Regions from separate parts of the Homo sapiens genome. Here regions 1, 2 and 3 are each linked to region 4. A link is a contact called in ENCODE Hi-C or POLR2A ChIA-PET data. All regions are on one chromosome and are shown on one strand. The core of a region is the stretch at or near the end of the contact, and the rest is flanking DNA. Distances in the headings are between cores, read along the strand shown.

Region 1 (2,700 bases), core at 64-2,563, 770 kb before region 4:
ATGTGCCTATAATCCCAGCTACTCAGGAGGCTGAGGTAGGAGAATCACTTGGACCCATGAGGTGGAGGTTGCAGTGAGCAGAGATTGTGACATCGAACTCCAGCCTGGGTGACAGAGCGAAGAGGTAACATTTGCATCAGGCCTCTTTGGAAAAGTCAGAGCCTTCTAGGCAAGAAAGGAGAGGGAGAAAGTTGCCGGCCAAGTGATGAATAGGAATAAAAGTCCTAAAAATACAGGTAAGTGATGAATCCAAGGAGTTTTCCAGGAAGCTGCAGCCTAGCGAGCTGGAGCAGATACAGGAGAACATCGGCAGGAGAGGAGACTGACGTGGTTGGCTATCTGTGGGAAATAACAACTTCTTTATTAATCATGAAATAATATATACTGATGGATTTTTTTAAGATAGAAGAGTGAAAAATGATGTGTTAAGTTGAAAGTACCTCCTCAATCCTCCCTTCCCAGCCAAAATTTTGTTGAGGAGGAAACAACAGTTCCCTGGGTAAAAAGTTCTACACAGGTGTCATAGAAGATGTGTGTGTGTGTGTGTGTGTGTGTGTGTGTGTGTGTGCATGCACGCTTACAGATATAAACCTTATTATATTTAATGTTGTGAGGGGATGTTTAAGCACAGGTGTGACATAATCAGAGATGTACTGTAGAAAATTCTCAAGGGTCTCAAAAGCCACTGAACAAACAACACACAGGAGCTTGGGTGGAGACTCGCGGGGCACTGCAGGAATGTCTGGTTCTGTTAAGCCCTGTCCTTGGTGCTTGTAATAGCTTTCTCAGACCCAGAGTTTTATGAAATGTCTCTTACTCGTCTTTTTTTTCCTGCTGTGCTATTTACTTTCATTCATAGAGTAGCTTCAGTTCAATAAATGATGTGTTTGCCATCAGAACAATTTGATTCTCGTTCTAATTATAGCAACAAGCTGCTTCCCCTAAGCATATTATGGGTGTTTCATTATTTTAAATTGTTATCTTCCATATTAATTACAGAAACAGTTGATCTTTTCTGATAAGCAGGCAGCTGCAAATTCCCTTTTTATGTCTCATTGTAATAGGTGAAGCATCAGGTAAAAATTAAATCAAATCCTAATGCAAGACATGCTGAAAGCACATTTGGGTTGCAATCCATTGCCTCCATTTGGCTGGGACTTGCTGTTTTCCAGAGGCACAGAGCTGCCTGGCTCAGCCCTCAGGCAGGACACACCCTCCAGCTAGCTTGGTGCTGCTGACCAAGATCTCATAAAAGCCTCCTCCCCAAGGAAAATGAATAATTGATACAAGGAGTAAATCACCTCCTGAAATGGGGAAGGCCAGAGAGACAAATGACTCCCTGTTTTGACCCATAATTGGGGCTGTCACTCACTGGAAGGAGAGGGCAGGGTGGTGGGACATCGGTGTTCTGGGAAAGCCACTCCCTGCAAGGAGAGAGGCCAAAGGCTCAAGTGACTCAGCTTAGATGTTCCTGATTATGATCAGAAGTGGGGACAGGTGGGGCCATCCCAATTCAGATCCCAGAAGCTTGAATTGCCCAGACACGTCTCCAGCCTTCCCCTTCCTGGTGAGGACTGGTCACGTGTCAAGGCCAGCCTCAGGGGCAAACGCAACATGCTTCTGAAGTAGTGGCCTTTATTTGATGTGGAGTGAGCCGGGCCATTGTTCGCCCTGCACTTCCACCTCTGACTTATTTATGTGTACTCCATCTCAAGGTGTTGAAACCAGATACCAGAAAGGTAGGAGAGAGGAAGAAAAGAAAAAGGACAGACACAGAAAGATGTAGAAAAAATAGAAAGATGAAAGGAGGAAGGAAGGAAGGAAGGAAGGAAGGAAGGAAGGAAGGAAGGAAGGAAGGAAAGAAGGGAGGGAGGGCGGGCAGGCGAAGGGAGGGGAGAGAAGAAGAAATCCTATAATACAATGGGATGAAGAATAGATAAAGAAGGCAAAGTGAAGGAAGACAGACAGGAGATTAGTGAAATAAACAGAGAGAAAAATTAGTTCACAGAAACATATGATAGTACTTCATAATTGTTAAAGTTGAGTTAAAAAATTAACTCTGAGCTCTCTAGTAGCTAAAGTAAAGAAGAAAACAATCAGTTGTGAGAACCAGATAGGAAATATATAACAGAAGTCACCCAGAAGAATTCAAGTCTAAAATAAATTTATTAAAGATGTCCTCATAAAAAGGTGTGAGTTGTGAGTAGAATCAATGATATCCCCAACTGTCAATTCTACAAGATAAGCCTATTTCTTAACACACCTATGTCAAGCAGAGGTTGTAATGCAACGTTCAGCTACATTAAAGGGCTTCCATGAGGAAAATGCTGCAGAACCCTTAGTGGTCTGAATTAATTTGACTTTGAATAAAGATGAAGTCCAGGAGGCGTTTGTGGACCATTTGAGATACTTCTGCTGCGTAGAATCACCAGAACATGCAAAAGAGATTCATGGAAAAGCCTGCACTTCAGCGTCTTTGGAGAGCAATGGGAGAATACCTTAGTTCAATGTCAGTGTGTATGACATGGTGTATGTATTAGTTCAGTGTGTATGTATTAGTCAGTGTGTATGTATTAGTTCAATGTCAGGAAAGCAATGAAAAATATTCTTCCTGCATAATGTGAATAAGCCCTCACTCTGCTGCAACGCTTTACAGTCTAGCTGCAGTGCTGTTCAAATGAACTTTCAGTGATGATGGAA
Region 2 (2,700 bases), core at 93-2,592, 560 kb before region 4:
TAAAGTATTTATGACAGAAAACTGTTTTCTCTTTGAATATATTACTTAATTATTCTTCTGGCATCTAATATTCCTGATGAGAAAATGATGTTAATGTTCATTTTCATTCCTTTGCAGAAAATGTGTGTGTGTGTCTGTGTGTATCTGTGTGTGTTTGTGCGTGTGTTTCTGTGTATGTTGCGTGTGTCTGTGTGTATCTGTGTGTATCTGTGTGTGTGTCTGTGTGTAGCTGTGTTTCTGTGTGTATCTGTGTGTGTGTATGTGTGTGTCTGTGTGTATCTGTGTGTGTCTGTGTGTGTGTGTTTGTGTGTGTATGTGTGTGTCTGTATCTGTGTGTGTATCTATGTGTGTGTGTCTGTGTGTATCTGTGTGTGTGTGTCTGTGTGTGTCTGTGTGTATCTGTGTATGTGTGTGTGTGTGTTTTAATTTTCTCTCATAGCTTGTAGAATTTTCTTTTTACTCTTTATGTTTGGAGGTTTTTCTAGACGACATCAGCCAGTTCTTGGAATATCTAATTGGCACATTTGTAGAGGTCTCCTGTGCTCTCTTCTATTCATTTGCTTTTCCTAGAAACCCCACTGAACTTGTGTCACAGGGCCACCCATCTTCTATGTCTCCTAATTTTTCTAATGTGTTTTCTCTTTGTACTGCTATGGTCTTGGAGGTTTCATCTGTCCAGAACATCTTTAAAGGTACTTTTGTGATTTTCAAAAATTTATTTTTCTTTTTTTTTTTTTTTTTTTGAGACGGAGTCTTGCTCTGTCACCCAGGCTGGAGTGCAGTGGCGCGATCTCGGCTCACTGCAAGCTCCGCCTCCTGGGTTCACGCCATTCTGCCTCAGCCTCCCGAGTAGCTGGGACTACAGGTGCCTGCCACCAAACCCGGCTAATATTTTTTGTATTTTTAGTAGAGACACGGTTTCACCGTGTTAGCCAGGATGGTCTCGATCTCCTGACCTCGTGATCCGCCCTCCTTGGCCTCCCAAAGTGCTGGGATTACAGGCGTGAGCCACTGCGCCCACGCAAAAAATGTATTTTTATATATGGAATTTATCACTGCCTTCCCTAACTTTCTGTTATTATTTCAAGACTTCTTTTCCTCCAGAGCCTTCTTTCCTCCTGCCATGGTTGCTTTCTCTCCTTTCTTTCAGGATATTAAAAAATGTTTCACGTGTCTTTTCAGATTCTCTAAGTTCCCTTCTTTTCACCAGTTATATAGTCCTCTGTGCTGTGTTTTTGTTTGTCTCACTTGGGCTCTGTCTTCCTCCAGTGTTGTGTAATTCTTAGTTGTGAGGTCATCACCACCCTGGGTGATTTCCTTTCTTTGAATTCCAGGAACCCCCAAGATGCATTATCATGGCTGTAAACACAGGTTCTGCACGTGTCTAAGTTCAGCCCCAAACCCACATGAAGAACTTATTTCCAGACAGCTCCTACTCTTATGGTGGCTCCAGACCCTGCCCCATGCAGAAGGCACTTCTCAAGTTCCAGGACCAGGGCTTCAGCCACAGCACTCGGTAGGCAGACACAGAGCTGATACAGACTCTAGAAATGAGTGGGGGGTAGATTTTCAGTCCCCACTGCAGGTTTGCGGTCCTTTGCCACACCTAGATTGCCAGATGTGGTCCCCTGCCCCTCCTAGGACCTGAAACCCTCGACACAGCCTTGTGCATGGCTCTCAGCTCTTTTCCCGGCACCCTCTTGGGCCCTAGTGATTCAGCCCCTAGTAACCATCCCAAGCACCCTCCTTTTCAGGAAATATTTCCATTTCTGGTATCTGTAGATTGCCCATTCTTGTTTCAGGGCCCTGCTATGTAATTAGTATGGCTTACTAATATTATTCCTATCTTCCTTATGTGTTCAGAGAAGTGGGGGAAAGTTGTAGTATTTATTTGGTGCACCATTCTAAACTAAAATTCTCACTGCTTTTTGAATACAATGGAGTAATCATATCCATCTCTCAAGATGGCTTTAAGAACCATATGAGATAAATGCTTTGGAATCCATAAAGTGTCTAAAATATAACAAATATTCATTATTCCGTTTTACATTGCAGCAAAACCCCACAGATACAGTGCCAATGACAGAAATTAAGATTAACTGGGGGCGACACAGATTTCTGTGAATGCCAGTGCTGTCAGATGCTTCCTGATAGTACTTTCTAGAGTAAAAGAACTTCGGGAAAAGTAAAAGCAGCAAATGGTAACACCCTCATGGAGATCTCAGGTACATACCCGTGCATTACAGGATGCAAGAGGCCCTGCTATAAAGGCACTAACCTTACTTTGTTTAGTCATATTTCCAAAACACATTGATCATGAAAGCCTCTTTATGATGTGCAAGAATGAGCAAATCGGGGACTTATTAAAGAGTCTTGATTTTCTGAAAGACTGAATTATAGAAGAGTTCTAAATGGGGCTTTACTGAGGCACAATACAAGCGATAGACCTCACTCAAAGGCAGTCTCAAAATATCATATGAAGTGGTATATTGAAATAATTGCAATCCAAAATATTAGGTTGGTGCAAAAGTAATTGTGGTTTTCACCATTAAAAGAATGGCAAAATCACGATTACTTTTGCACCAACCTAGTAGCTCACTTTATTTAATAATGCGTCATAAGTAAGAACTTGTTTTACACTTAGGAATGACTTGAAGAATCAGTAAGTTGAAAGCCTACTATGGGAATTCTTATTGAGAC
Region 3 (2,700 bases), core at 148-2,647, 790 kb after region 4:
ATTTTGAACCAAAAGAAAAAAGAAAACTGCAATACATCCAAACTGTGGTTTGCAACTAAAACAGTGCTTAAAGGGAAATGTATATCATTAAAAGCCTTTTAAAATGCATTTTTAGCATTCAAAGTGCATTCATCTCTCCAATTAGAACTGATACTTCTTTTGTACTGTACTCTGTACAGCTGTTTTTCACTATATCAATAATATTTTAATGGATCTATTAAATATTTGCTAACATTATCAACCTCTTCTTTTCTAAACCATAAAAGTCCTTTAAGGACAAGTACAGTCGTTCTCAATTTTTTGTCTGTGATTTCTAACACAGTGCATGCTTCTTAGTGAGTTCTCAGTAGATTTTGAAAGAAAGATTGGACTGGATCTTACCTTCATGAGAACCCTGTGGAGATAGGCAAAATAAGTATAACCCCATTTTACAGTTGAGGCCACCCACTTAATAAACAAGTGACAAAGCCAAGTTTCCAGTATTCCTCAAGTGTTTTCCTTTCAGGCTCTAAATTGCTGACTTAAATGTCATCATTAGAGAGAGTTGTCTCCTCGGTAGAAGTACAAATTTTGTTCCAGAGTCAAATATGAAGACTTGATCAGTGGCCTGGCGCGGTGGCTCACGCCTGTAATCTCAGCACTTTGGGAGGCCAAGGCAGGCGGATCACCTGAGGTCGGGAGTTCGTGACCAGCCTGACCAACATGGAGAAACCCCGTCTCTACTAAAAATACAAAATTAGCTGGGCATGGTGGCACATGCCTATAATCCCAGCTACTCAGGAGGCTGAGGCAGGAGAATCGCTTGAACCCAGGAAGCTGTGGTGGCGGTGAGCCAAGATCGTGCCATTGCACTCCAGCCTGGGTGACAGGAGTGTGAAACTCTGTCTCAAAAAAGAAAAAAAGACTTGATCAGCTTATAGCCTTTATCATCTAGTCTTCTATTCTCTGGAGAGTCAGTGGGGACTCTTCCGAGTTCTTGTAGCCTTTTCTTAAGGCCTATAGGAAGTCATCTGTGCTGAGCCTGCACTTTCTATAACAGATGGAAAACTGAAGCTCAGACATCTTAAGTGGCATTGACTTAGACTATAGAGCTAGTTAGTGGGGGGCCAGCACCATGACCTGGCCCCTACCTCCAGCAGGCTTCACCCACCCTTGCACCCTTGCAGGAAGCACTTAGAGGCTTGAGGTTGCCAGCTGTGGGGGGTTGGGCCTGTGCAGTGCCTCTCAGCCGCCCACGCTGGTGGGGCTCTGCAGTGTTAGCTTCTTGTTTCTCTATTTTCTACCTAGGTTTCAGTTTTTCACTTGGGTTTGTTTCCCCTTTGTCTCTGGTTCAGCTTCCTTTTCCTGTTTGGTTTTAAGTAGGCTATAAAAATCAAGTTGCTGTCTTCAGAGGGTCTGTGGTCCTCTGATCAACATAGGCTGGTGGGAGTACAGGACTCGCCTCCTCAGGGTTCCCTGTGCTGCCACTTTTCAGCCATGGCCACAAGGTGAGTATTGGAACCAGTGCAGGGGACAGAGGGATGTCAAGAGGAAACCTAGAATCTTAACGGTGAATGGGCTGTAGAAATTATCTCAGGTCCCCTTAGTATACTGATCGAGAAGTCCATGACCAGAGGGCAGGGGGCTTACATGAGGTTACACAGCAGGTTAGTGACAGTCTGCTCCCTCTCTAGCCGCTGGTCTTTCCATTACACAGGCCTGTGTCTCTTGATGCCTGTGACCTTTAATGGCTTCTGAGTCAAGGACTTACTTAGAAATTAGCACCTGCCTCTCATTATAGGGAGGAGGGTCTGAGCCATCTAGGGGAATTGTTGTTTAGCTCAGAGGTACATTTGGTGAGTCCTGGCCCTTCTCTCTAGAATGACCCGAGACTGGTTGTTTTTTCTAAATATAGGCAGAGAGGGTTCTTTTTATGATAGGAACTTCATGAACTTAATAGCAAGAGTCCTGACCCTCCACTTGAGAGACTTGTGGACTTAGGCTATTGCTGTTGAGCACATGTGTGAATACCAGCCAGTCTACAAACCGCACTCCTCATTGAGATTGTTCTCTCTAAAGGTGAGATTACATTTTGGACCTGCCTCTCCCCTGCCCTACAACTCTGAAAGATTATAGATGATAGGACAGACAGACTTTTATCCTGTGGGGTTTGGGGCATTTGTTTGATTGACTCATGACAGCTTTGTTTTTTAGCATAAAGTAACAATCCCTCACTTTGAAAATTATTTCACAATTTCCAAAGTGCCATTTCGCCAGTTTTCTTATTTGAATCTTTTAGCCGTGTTAGATTGATGAGAACGCTGTCATCACTCCTGTTTCGTAGCTGAGAAAACCTCTGAAAAGTTGTGGGGTTTGTCCAAGGTCACATGGCAGGTTGGGGAAGGAATGGAACCAGGGTTTAACGAGGTTGGCCTCATCCGGTGGTTTTCGCAGCACGCTACACAGGCACAGAAGCAGCTTGCAGTGAGTTGTTAAAATTGACGTGGTGATAGGTAGAACTTGTCCAGGGCTGCTTATTTTCCAGTTGGCTTTATTTCTGATCCTGTCATTTTAGTAACTTTCCTTTAACTTTAGAGGACTCGTGAGTGGAGCTTTAGAAAACAGAATGCTTTTCATTTCAAAGGCATATCAACTTCCAAAGTCATTTTCAGTTGTAAATTACATTGTGAAAACTTCTAGCAGCTTATTCTACCGTGTCAA
Region 4 (2,700 bases), core at 118-2,617:
CGCTCGGAGGGGCGAGCGTCCAGCCGGGCTCGGCGCGCACACACACACACTCCTCCAGCCTGCATGCCCCCTCCCCGGCCCGGAGCCGGCTCCGCAGGCCCCCGAGCCCGAGGCGCGTCCGGCTGCTCGGCGCCCCAACTCCCCGGGCTGCAAAGAAACTTTCCTATGGCCCCCGCCCCCCGCCATGCTCCAGGCCGACGCCGTAGACTCTGCCAGCCAGCGGGCGGCCCCGGCGCCTGGCCAGGCTCGGCTGTTCCGGGCTCGGTGTCCCCAGCCCCAGACGCCCGGAGCCCCATCTCCGGCCCCTCGCGCGCACTCCGCAGACACTTACGGGTGATGAGCTCCCTCTGGGACAAGTGCTGCGGGTTGCCCTGTTTGCGGCGGGACATTGCCCCGGCATCTATTCTGGCATCGCCCGGAGAGCTGCACTGATGGGGGGAGCCGGGGGAGGGGGTCCGAGCCGCCGCCGCGCCGCTGCCGCCGCTGCCGCCGCCGCCGCCGCCGCCGCACCTCCTCCTCTGCCCGGGTTGGTGTTTTTTTTCCCTTCCTCTCTTTCCCTCTCTTCCTCCTCTTCTTCTTCTTTATTTTGCTCTTTCTTCTATGCTGTTTTTTGTTTTGTTTGCAAAAAGAAAAAAAAGGGAAGAAAAGCAAGAAAAACCTCTCGATCTAAAATAAGAAAAAGAGGCAAAAAAAAAAAAAACTGCTGTTGCTTTCCGCGGACTGGCTGGTTTCTTTAAAAATATATTCTTTCGAAGGAAAAAAAATCTCTTACACTTCTTCAAACTGCTTGGCCTCTTGCACTTGCAAATGTCTTCTTGAACTTAAACTGGGTTTTGCACCGGCTCCTGACACTTTCTTTCAGGGTCTGGTAGGTGGAAAGCGCACTTCTACCAGGAGGGGAAAAAAAATGCAAACAAATAAAAAAATAAAAGAAGAAAAAGCAAAGGAAAAAAAAAAGCAAAGAAAACTTGGGGACTTGTCTCGTACCCCCTCACCCCGCCCCCTCAAAAAACCCAAAGCAATGTAAAACTGCCCCGGTTCGGTTGTTTCTGGGTTTTCTGCGGGCTGCCTGTTTTTGTTTTTGTTTTTGTTTTTTCTCGGAGACTGACCCTTCCGAGGCTCTGGGGGGACACCAGGAGAGGCTCCTTCCCAGTTCACCTGGCAGGCTGGCGCCGGCCGGAGGGGCTGCCGAGTCCCCGCGAGCGCTCCCCAGCGCTCCCCTGGCGCCGCGGGCCCGGGGGGAGCGGGGCGGAGGGGCGGCTCGCCCAGTGCGCCTGGGTCGGTGCGGGCGCAGACTGGGAGCTATAGATTGCAACGTGAAGATGGCGGAGTCCGGGTTCTCTGGGAGCTCTCGGTCTCTCTATGGCTGGGGCTGCCTCTGTACAATGGGATAAAATTCAAGTTCAAGTGCGGACGTGACGTTTAATCTGCACTAGAGACAAAAAGACCCAGAGAGTCGGAGCACTGGGGGCGACTAGCGGTGGCTTTTTAACATTGTACCCTGTAAGAGAACAAGAAAGCACACACAGAGACACACTCGCGCGCGCGCGCACACTCACACACACACACACACAGTCGCCAGTTGCGCACACCCGCAGCCCAAGCCGGACACACGTGCAAACCGCGTTTTTGTGCGCTCATCTCCCCCGAGCCCCGGCTGCGCAACAGCGGGAGGGGGTTGGGGGGGGCCACTGGGCAGCTTATTTTAAAATAAAAGAAAAATCGTCCTTATATCTCCTCCATCCTGGGAGCAGGACCCCCTGAGAAGGGGGGCGGGGTGCTGTGTGAGTGAACTAAATTGAATCAATGCAAGTCTCCACCCACCCAAAAGCTCTTTCGGACTTGGACTTTGGGGGTGGGGGCGTGGACTGTGGAAAAGGGTTGGGGTCGACATGGGAGTTGGGGGGACAGTAAGAATCGCTTCGTTTCCCTGGAAAAGTCGCTTGGTAGTTTTTACTTTTGTTTTATGGTCGCGGGCGGCGAGGGGAGGGGAGTAGATGTTGGAGTTCAACTTCCAAAAAGTGTCTCCATATAAATCCTGGTATTACAGACTCTGGGAGGGTGAGGATGACAAAATAAACGACACTAAGACAACAGAATCAAGAGCACGTGAGGGGGTGAGAAGTGTTTGAGACCTTGTTTGAGTCCCACTTGGAAAAGGATTTTCACTCAAATCTTTGTCCCCTCCCCTCACCTTACCCCGATTAACTCCTGGGGTCAAACACGACCCCACCTCCTAAACTGGGTCTATGGCAAGCGAGAGGGTAAAGGGACCGGGGCGCTCCACGTGGGAGAGGGACTTGGACTTGCCAGCCCAGGAGTAGGTGTGGCCAAATCTCCGCAGATACTCGGGTGGGTGACTCCAGGAGGCGCCCCTGACAATCACAGCAACCTGGAAGTCACACCCCGCCCCCCGCGCTCCTCGGCCCAGGGTAGGACTTGGAAATGCCTGTCAGACTGGGAAGGACGCAGCTGCCTTGTCAGCCGTTTGATCTCCAACCGGCGAGGACAAGAGGAGTTGTGGGGCCTCTCCGTGGCCCGGGGACAAGGCCAGACCACGGCCCCCGTGGACACCCCCCATTCCCCAGGCTGTGGCCAACTTTGTCAATTTGATGACCTGGCCTCCAGGGCTGGGCGCGCCACGCGGCTGGCCTCCTCTCCCTTCTCAGGGTTTCTCTGGAGGCGGCCAGGGCGGGTCGG

The links. Hi-C counts contacts between places; a loop is a spot of excess contacts on that map. ChIA-PET counts read pairs that join two places held with the same protein, here RNA polymerase II (POLR2A). Pooled maps may share reads with other maps.
Region 1: a map of A673 shows a loop between it and region 4 (7-fold over the local background). The contact joins the enhancer-like site here to the promoter of BCL11B in region 4. A Hi-C loop is called at or near these places in 2 of 168 maps with a recorded cell type or tissue (A673 and mammary epithelial cell) and 3 of 50 pooled maps. POLR2A ChIA-PET finds 5 or more read pairs at or near these places in 1 of 52 experiments (MCF 10A).
Region 2: a loop to region 4 is called in a map of naive thymus-derived CD4-positive, alpha-beta T cell, with 6 times the contacts of the local background. The contact joins the promoter of LINC02914 here to the promoter of BCL11B in region 4. A Hi-C loop is called at or near these places in 2 of 168 maps with a recorded cell type or tissue (both naive thymus-derived CD4-positive, alpha-beta T cell) and 6 of 50 pooled maps. POLR2A ChIA-PET finds 5 or more read pairs at or near these places in 2 of 52 experiments (T-cell and activated CD4-positive, alpha-beta T cell).
Region 3: a map of CD8-positive, alpha-beta T cell shows a loop between it and region 4 (5-fold over the local background). The contact joins the promoter of EVL here to the promoter of BCL11B in region 4. A Hi-C loop is called at or near these places in 3 of 168 maps with a recorded cell type or tissue (CD4-positive, alpha-beta T cell, CD8-positive, alpha-beta T cell and naive thymus-derived CD4-positive, alpha-beta T cell) and 11 of 50 pooled maps. POLR2A ChIA-PET finds 5 or more read pairs at or near these places in 3 of 52 experiments (activated CD4-positive, alpha-beta T cell, activated naive CD8-positive, alpha-beta T cell and naive thymus-derived CD4-positive, alpha-beta T cell).

The regions. Positions count from the first base shown.
Region 1 is chr14:98,497,003-98,499,702 of GRCh38, forward strand. No RefSeq gene overlaps it. Among named protein-coding and RNA genes, the nearest start is that of LINC02914, 210 kb to the right of the region's middle. Within about 2 kb of position 1,314, at least 2 of the 41 ENCODE cell types and tissues checked have a DNase peak (open chromatin) inside an H3K27ac peak, as active enhancers do; they include A673 and mammary epithelial cell, where a contact is called at or near this core.
Region 2 is chr14:98,710,271-98,712,970 of GRCh38, forward strand. It overlaps LINC02914 (long intergenic non-protein coding RNA 2914), which reads left to right and starts at 1,343. Exons shown (of 3, transcript NR_161369.1): 1 at 1,343-1,516.
Region 3 is chr14:100,064,025-100,066,724 of GRCh38, forward strand. EVL (Enah/Vasp-like) reads left to right here and starts at 1,398. Exons shown (of 14, transcript NM_016337.3): 1 at 1,398-1,487. The coding sequence starts at 1,477. It overlaps LOC124903379 (a long non-coding RNA gene), which reads right to left and starts at 20. Exons shown (of 2, transcript XR_007064329.1): 1 at 1-20. RefSeq lists enhancers at 872-921, 1,272-1,361, 1,412-1,491, 1,542-1,681, 2,062-2,141 and 1 more.
Region 4 is chr14:99,270,830-99,273,529 of GRCh38, forward strand. BCL11B (BCL11 transcription factor B) reads right to left here and starts at 1,368. Exons shown (of 4, transcript NM_138576.4): 1 at 332-1,368. The coding sequence starts at 389. RefSeq lists a silencer at 1,215-1,294.